Regions from separate parts of the Homo sapiens genome. Here region 2 is linked to region 1. The links are chromatin contacts, found by Hi-C or POLR2A ChIA-PET in ENCODE. All regions are on one chromosome and are shown on one strand. The core of a region is the stretch at or near the end of the contact, and the rest is flanking DNA. Distances in the headings are between cores, read along the strand shown.

Region 1 (3,776 bases), core at 794-3,293:
AGGCTGCGCGCAGTGGCTCACGCCTGTCATCCCAGCACTTTGGGACGCTGGGGCGGGCAGATCACCTGAGGTCGGGAGTTCAAGACCTGTCTCTACTAAAAATACAAAATTAACCAGACGTGGTGGCGCATGCCTGCAATCTCAGCTACTCGGGAGGCTGAGGCGGAGAATTGCTTGAACCCGGGAGGCGGAGGTTGCGGTGAGCCAAGATTGCACTCCGCCTGGGCAACAAGAGCGAAACTCCGCCTCAAAAACAAAACAAAACTAAACAAAAAACCATAAAAATAAATATAGGGCCAGGCGCAATGGCTCACGCCTGTTAATCCCAGCACTTTGGGAGGCCGAGGCGGGTGGATCACCTGAGGCCAGGAGTTCAAGACCAGCCTGACCAACATGCAGAAACCCTGTCTCTACTAAAACTACAAAAATTAGCCAGGGCGTGGTGGCACATGCTTGTAATCCCAACTACTCAGGAGGCTGAGGCAGGAGAATCGCTTGAACCCGGGAGGCAGAGGCTACAGTTAGCCATACCACTGCACTCCAGCCTGGGTGACAGAGGGAGACTGTCTCTAAATAAATAAATAAAAATAAATAAAAGACTTGCCTAAGGTCATATAGCAAGTAAATGGCAGAACTAATATTCTAGACTGCTTTGTTCGCTGTCTCTACTCATCACATTGTATATTTCAGTATGGAGAGAGGACTAAATTATAGTGCTGAAAGCACAGATTCTGAGCCAGGCTGCCAAGATCGGAATCCTGAGTCTAGCAATTAATGCTGGATAGCCTTGGGAAAGTTGCTTAATTTCTCTGTACTTCTGCTTCCTTTCTGTAAAATGGAGAAAATAACAGCACCTACCCCTCAGGGGTGTTATCAGAATTAAATGAGTTAATGTGTACAAACAGCTAAGGACAGGGCCAGGCATTTTGTAAAACAATAAGCGTTAGCTGTAATCCACAGTGGGGAGCCCCTACATGCTTCTGAGCTGGGGTGTGTGCCCAGATCAGTGCCAGCTTTTGAGAAAACGCCTCTGGGACTGGACTGGAAAGGAGGAAATCCATTAGCACCTGTAACCCAGTCACATTCCGGGGGCGGAGAACTTCCCACCAACAGCTCTGAGACTGAAACTTCACAGCCCAGCTCTCCCACTAATAGTAACGATTTTAATGACTCCCTTTAACCCTGTTCTCAGAGGCATGCTTGCTGTTCCCATACTACAGATAAGGGCACTGAGGCTCACAGATTTGTCCATGGCACAAAGGGGTGGAAGAATAGGGGATATGAATGCTGTACTTCTCATAGGGATAAACCATTACACTCTTCTAAATTCCACCGGGGAAGTGAGGGTGCGAAAGCCTGTCTCGATGGCCCTTTCTGGCCGTATTATCCTACAGTTCTGTGCCTGTCCAGCTTACCGGGAGTCTCTGGCGGGACTAGGGAAATTATCACTACATCCAGGCCCCTAATTTCACGCTCCTTACCCCACCCTCAGTCCTGGAGCCTAAACCCACACTCTATCCTACCACTGATTTCTCCCTCCTACCTCCTCAACTTGCCTTCCTGCCCCCAATCCGATCCAGAGGCCCCAACCCATTGCGTCCACCGTTCGCCTGTCCCTTGGAGCTTCCAGACCCCCTCACTCATCCTAACCCTGATCCTCATACCCTCGCCGCAGGTTAAGCCCCCATCGAAATCGACCCCTTCAGGGCCTCTACCTGGATGTCCAGCCCAGTCTCCAACTCGGGGCCCACTTCCCCAGCTCTGAGCCCCTTTACAATCAATTCCAAAGCTCCACTCCCACCCCACCTCCAAGACCCCTCCCCAAGCCACCATTCTTCTACTACTACCTCCGGCTCCCATTCCTCCCAGTCCTCTCCCCCAGGCAATCTCCCCTCACCCAGCCCCTTCTTTCGCCCCTGCCTCTTCCCCCTCGTCACCCGGTCCCGAACCCCCGTCCCGACTCTCCAGCGCCCCCGGCCCGCGCCTGGGCTCTCACCATCGCCGCGCGCTGCATCTCCCTCGGCTACGCGGGTTTCCCCCACTCGCTCCTCTCCAGCCTCCCCTTCCGGGTTCTCGTCCCGAAGCCCGCTGGGAATTGAAGTCCGGGCAGCCACGGACTACATCCCCCAGAAGGCAGCACGGTCAAGCTTGGAGGTGGGGTAGGAAGCAAATTAGGCGGGCGGAGGAAAAGAACGACTCGAACTCCCGGGAGACAAAGCCGGGGAGGACTTGGCAGCGCAAGCGCAGGGTGCTTCCCCGCTGGGCGCGCTGGGAGATGGAGTCTAGCCAGGAGGGCTCCATTTTTGCCCGAGGCCCTTGGGAAGGGAATTGAGAATATTGCAATAGGGTGTTGGTGAGGGGTGGAGAGTTGGGGAAGAGCAAATTTATTGATTCATTTGTGCCGATCAACACAATAGCTAACAGCTCCTTGTGCTTTTCCAAACTCCTTCCCATCCATCCCCTTCTTTTTTTTTTTTTTTTTGAGACGGAGTCTTGCTCTGTCACCCAGGCTGGAGTGCAGTGGCGCAATTTCGGCTCACTGCAACCTCCGCCTCCTGGGTTCAAGCGATTCTCCTGCCTGAGCCTCCTGAGTAGCTGGGATTACAGGAGCCCGCCACCACGCCCGGCTAGTTTTTGTATTTTTAGTAAAAACGGAGTTTCACCATGTTGGTCAGGCTGGTCTTGAACTCCTGACCTCATGATCCACCCGCCTCGGCCTCCCAAAGTGCTGGGATTACAGGCGTGAGCCACCGCGCCCGGCCCGTCCCCTCCTTTCTTACCTCCTGATTTACAAATGAGAAAATTAAGCCTTAGGAGGAAGGAAAGTCCCATACATTAGGAGTTAGTCCACATCATAGAATAGCAGCTCCACATCGCTCGAGCCCAGGAGTTCGAGGCAGTGAGCTAGTGTTACACCACCGCCCTCCATGCAGTTCAGCCTGGGCGACAGAATGAGACCCTGCTGCCTCTTAAAATAAAAGAAGGCCGGGCGCGGTGGCTCACGCCTGTAGTCACAGCACTTTGGGAGGCCGAGGCGGGCTGATCACAAGGTCAGGAGATCAAGACCATCCTGGCTAACACACTGAAACCCCATCTCTACTAAAAATACAAAAAATTAGCCGGGCTGGGTGGCGGGTGCCTGTAGTCCCAGCTACTCGGGAGGCTAAGGCAAGAGAATGGCGTGAACCCAGGAGGCGGAGCTTGCAGTGAGCCGAGATCGCGCCACTGCACTCCAGCCTGGGGGACAGAGCGAGATTCCGTCTCAAAAAAAAAAAAAAGAAGAAGAAGAAGAAGAAGCTCCAGGAGGGCAGAGATCTTTGTGTACCTTGTTCAAGCACCTAGAACAGCGTAAACATGTGTTCAGTAAATATTTATTGCATCGGAACTATATGCCAGACACCCTACAGACAACCCTGGTAGGAATTACAATCCCAAATTTATAAGGCAGAAAGAGATTAAGCCTCTTGTCGCTGGCAACACAGCCAAGAAAACGATTTGAACTGAAATGTATTGGATTTCAGGGTTTCTACTCTTGACTAGGTCGTTAGATCATCTCCCCTTAAGACGTATTTTCCAGGCTGGGTGCGGTGGCTCATGCTTATAATCTCAGCCGGGAGACTGGCTTTAGTCCAGGAGTTTAAGACCAAACTAGGCAGCAAAGTGAGACCCTCGTCTCTACCAAAAAAAAAAAAAAAAAAAGCCCAAATCTTTTATTCTTTTTCTTTCTTTTTTTTCCTTTTTTTTTTTTTTTTTTTTTTTGAGACAGAGTCTTGCTC
Region 2 (3,776 bases), core at 869-3,368, 2.6 Mb after region 1:
CGGCCTTGAACCACTTCTTTATGTTTCCTATGTCAATGTCCTGGGTAATTGTCTTCACTTCTCTGAGCCTCAGTTTCCTCACTGGCAACAGAGGATTACACGCTCTTTCTTGGAGGGCTACGGTGAGAATTTGATGAGATTACACATGTCCTATATACACATGTGTTTACATATATGTGCATATATTTGTATATTTATGTGTGTATATTTGTGTACTTTTGTGTGCATATATTTGTGTGTGCGTGTATTTGTGTGTGTGCATTTGTATGTGTATATTTGTGTATTTGTGTACACATATTTGTGTATTTGTGTGTGTACTTGTATGCATATACTTGTGTGTATTTGTGTGTGTGTATTTGTGTGTGTATCAAGTCCAGCACAGAATTGAGTACATACAGTAGGTGTTCAGTAAATAAATGTTAAATTAATGAATGATGGTGAGGTGTGGTGGCTCATACCTGTAATCTCAGCACTTTGGGAAGCCAAGATGGGCAGATCACTTGAGGCCAGGAGTTCGAGACCAGCCTGGCCAACATGGCAATACCCTGTCTCTACTAAAAATACAAAAATTAGCCAGGCAAGAGTCCCAGCCTCTCGGGGGCTGAGGAAGGAGGATCACTTGAGTCTAGGAGGCAGAGGTTGCAGTGAGCTGAGATTGTGCCACTGCACTCCAGTCTGGGCAACAGAGTGAGACCCTGTCTCACAAAAATAAATAAAGAAAAATAAATGAATAATAATCCTCAAAATCCTCAATAATGACAATGATGATGATGGTGGCAATAAGACCTCAGGTTCTAGAGTGAGACCAAGACTAGGATGAGGTGAATATGGCACCCAAGGGTGCAAAATTTAACGGGGCACTCACTCTTAGGGTCAAGCGAGTGCCCTACTTGCCTAACCCTAGTCCTGGGCCAGCTCTGGAGTCAGACCACTTTGGTTCAAATCTAAGCCACTATGTTGTGGCCTTGGGTAAGTCACTTTCCTTCCCTATGCTTCCATTATCTCATCTGTAAAATGGGGATGATGGTGGTATCTCTCTTACTGATGATTCAACAATACATGAAAAATGTCTGGCACAGTGCCATGGAGTCAGAGCTCAAATTGTGTGATAATAATTATGATTACAGCGTTGTGACTTTATAGGTACAATTATTATCAGGTAGTAGAAATAGTAATGATGAGGATGATTACTATACCCATCTTAAAGAGGGAAAAACCATGCCCCAGAGAGTGCCTGTTCAAGCCCTCAGAACAAGCCAGAGTTGGGAATGGATGCTGCGTCTGCATCTCGGAGACCTGGCTCCTGCATTCCAGCTCATCTCCCGCCCACTAGGGAAACACGAAGGGACCCGGGAACTACAACTCCCAGGAGGCGCCAGGGCAGCTCTCTGCAGCAACTAGGGCCCTGCCGCCGCGAAGCCTGCTGGGAGCCGTAGTCCCCAGGCTCTTGGGCCTGGGACAGGCGGTACCTGTATTAGGAGGCGGAGCAGCTGCTCCTTGGAGAAGGGAATGAAGCGCTCGCGGTACTGCTGGGCCCAGTCGCGGGGCTCCCTGGGGTTCCACATCTTGCGATACTCCCCCATTTTGGCTGCCAGCGATGAGAGGGCCCGGGGGGGCCCGAGGAGCGCGGGCAACAGTGGCCATACTCGGACCCTGGACCCCCAGACCCCCCGGGTCACATGCAGCATGGCTAGACCCTTTCCCCGGAGCCTAAACAGAGGAAAATGGGCAGGGGTCAAAGGCCATCTAGAGGAAAAGCGCCCTCTCCACCTCCACGTCCCACCCTCCAGAAGCCGTCTCTACCCCAGGCAGGGCGCAGAGCCCATCCGCTCGCCTCAAAGCCCCTGTTGCCTGTCCCCTTCCCACACTGCTCAGTTGGCCTGGGTCCCAGACAGGGGTCAGAGGTCTTAGGTTCTGGGGCGTTTTTCAGGCCCAGAGACCCTGTAGTGGTACAACGTTTCTTTGGGGTCTAGACAGCGAGGTAGATCTTAGGAGAGCAGGAAATGCTCGTAAAGGTTACCTAGGGGGTGCAGGGCCGCCCTCCCTGGCCATGCAATCCCCCGATTTCTCCCTCACCTTAGCCAAAGCTCGACTGTCATTGAGCCTCCTGCGCATGTGCAGGAGGGCGTCCTGGGCTCCCGAGGTTCGGCTTCACCCAGCAGTAAAACGCATGCGCAAAGCTTCGGTCAATGCGGGCTGTCCATTTCTCACCGCCGACTCCCTACATCAACTACGCATGCGTTGCCTGCCTTTCTCCACCGCCGGCCTCGTTTGGGCGCGACGCATGCGCCGCAGGAGTGTCTCCTTGTCAGCTTGCTACAAAGGGAAGGGGCGGTGTGGACGCGAGACTCCCTAGAGGGATGGGGCGGGGTAGGGCTCCCGCGCGCAGTCCGCCAACGGCGCGCAGTCCAACGTTCGCCGAGGCCACGCCCCGGCTCGTGTCAGCTCCTGAGTAGGCGGAAAGAGGGAGGGGGCGGGACTTGGGCGCAGCCAATCAGCTGTGGAGGAGCGAAAAGGCGGGAAAAAGCGGAACCAAAAGAAGGCTGAGGTGGCGCTAGGGACCAGGAGGGGTGGGGGTGGCGAAAGGAAGGGCGGGCCCTCAGGTGACGCAGATTGGCCCTCCAGAGAAGGGGCGGCCCCTTCTCAGGTGCCGTCACCCCCAAACCTCAGCACTGCCATTCCAGGTCCTTAAAGGGGAGACCGCGATTCTAAGAAGGTAGCCCAGTGCCGGGGCGTGGCCTCATTCTGAGGTTCCCCACAAATCCGAGGTCCCGACTCCCAGCTTGAGGAGGTGCACTTCCGTGAAAATGGAGCTGAATTCGAAAGGGAGGCCCTTATTCTGGGAAATGGCCCCAAGTGACAAGGACAGCCTGAAATATGCCCTGAGATACCTGGGTTCTCCACGAAGGGTGCTGTCACCCCCAAACCTGAAAGGGATTATTCGGTTTCAGACCTCCCAGGGGCTCTGATCTCAATGGCCGCACCCCCTAGTCCCCAGAAAGTCCCACCTGTGTCCTCTCACAGAAGGACCCAGTCCCTCTGCAGGCCCTTCAGCTCCTGGGTCACAAGACGTGGTCCCCAAATATCCCAGCCCTCCCCTGCACTCCACCTCTGGGATCCCTGACAGCCCTCTCGCCCAACAACCCCCTCAGCCCACATTCCTGACTTCTGGAACCTGAAGCAGCCCCTTCACTTATGTCCCCCACTCCTGGGACCCCCAGAATCACCCTCACCCCAGGCCCTCACCTCTCTGGAATCCTCCATAGACCCCCTTAACCCACACCTCAACCCAGGGGACCCTTAGCGACTCTCTCATCCTGCACCTCCACCTCTGTGACCCCTGGCAGCCCTCCCCACACGACACCTTGCCTGGGACCCCTAGTATCCCCATCCTATGCCCCCCTCTCCTGGGACCCCCAGAAAGCTCCCTCACCACACACAACCCCATTCCTGGGAACCCCCAGCACCCGCATCCTATGTCCCCCACTTCAGGGACCCCTAGCAGCCCTCTCCACACAACACCTTTCCTGGGACCCCCCAGAACCCCCATCCTATGCCTCCCACTTCTGGGACCCCTAGTAGCCCCCTCACCACACAACCCCATTCCTGGGACCCCCAGCACCCCCATCCTATGCCCCCCACTCCTGGGGCCCACAGAAGCCCCCTCAGCACACACAACCTCATTCCCTGGGACCCACCTGCACCCCCATCCTACGTCCCCGACTTCTGGGGCCCCTGACAGCCCATTCACCCCACACCCTGACTCCTAAGAGGCT

Evidence for each region. A loop is a pair of places that touch in the nucleus more often than their neighbours do. ChIA-PET counts read pairs that join two places held with the same protein, here RNA polymerase II (POLR2A). Pooled maps may share reads with other maps.
Region 2: a loop to region 1 is called in a pooled map, with 14 times the contacts of the local background. The contact joins the promoter of TMEM143 here to the promoter of FBXO46 in region 1. A Hi-C loop is called at or near these places in 1 of 37 single-sample maps with no recorded cell type and 5 of 50 pooled maps. POLR2A ChIA-PET finds 5 or more read pairs at or near these places in 1 of 52 experiments (AG04450).

Annotation. Positions count from the first base shown.
Region 1 is chr19:45,728,853-45,732,628 of GRCh38, forward strand. FBXO46 (F-box protein 46) reads right to left here and starts at 2,044. Exons shown (of 2, transcript NM_001080469.2): 1 at 1,997-2,044. RefSeq lists a silencer at 899-1,193 and enhancers at 2,042-2,151, 2,242-2,371.
Region 2 is chr19:48,361,822-48,365,597 of GRCh38, forward strand. It overlaps TMEM143 (transmembrane protein 143), which reads right to left and starts at 2,119. Exons shown (of 8, transcript NM_018273.4): 1 at 2,077-2,119; 2 at 1,470-1,710. The coding sequence starts at 2,099. SYNGR4 (synaptogyrin 4) reads left to right here and starts at 2,546. Exons shown (of 5, transcript NM_012451.4): 1 at 2,546-2,716. RefSeq lists enhancers at 1,671-1,720, 2,201-2,320, 2,691-2,840.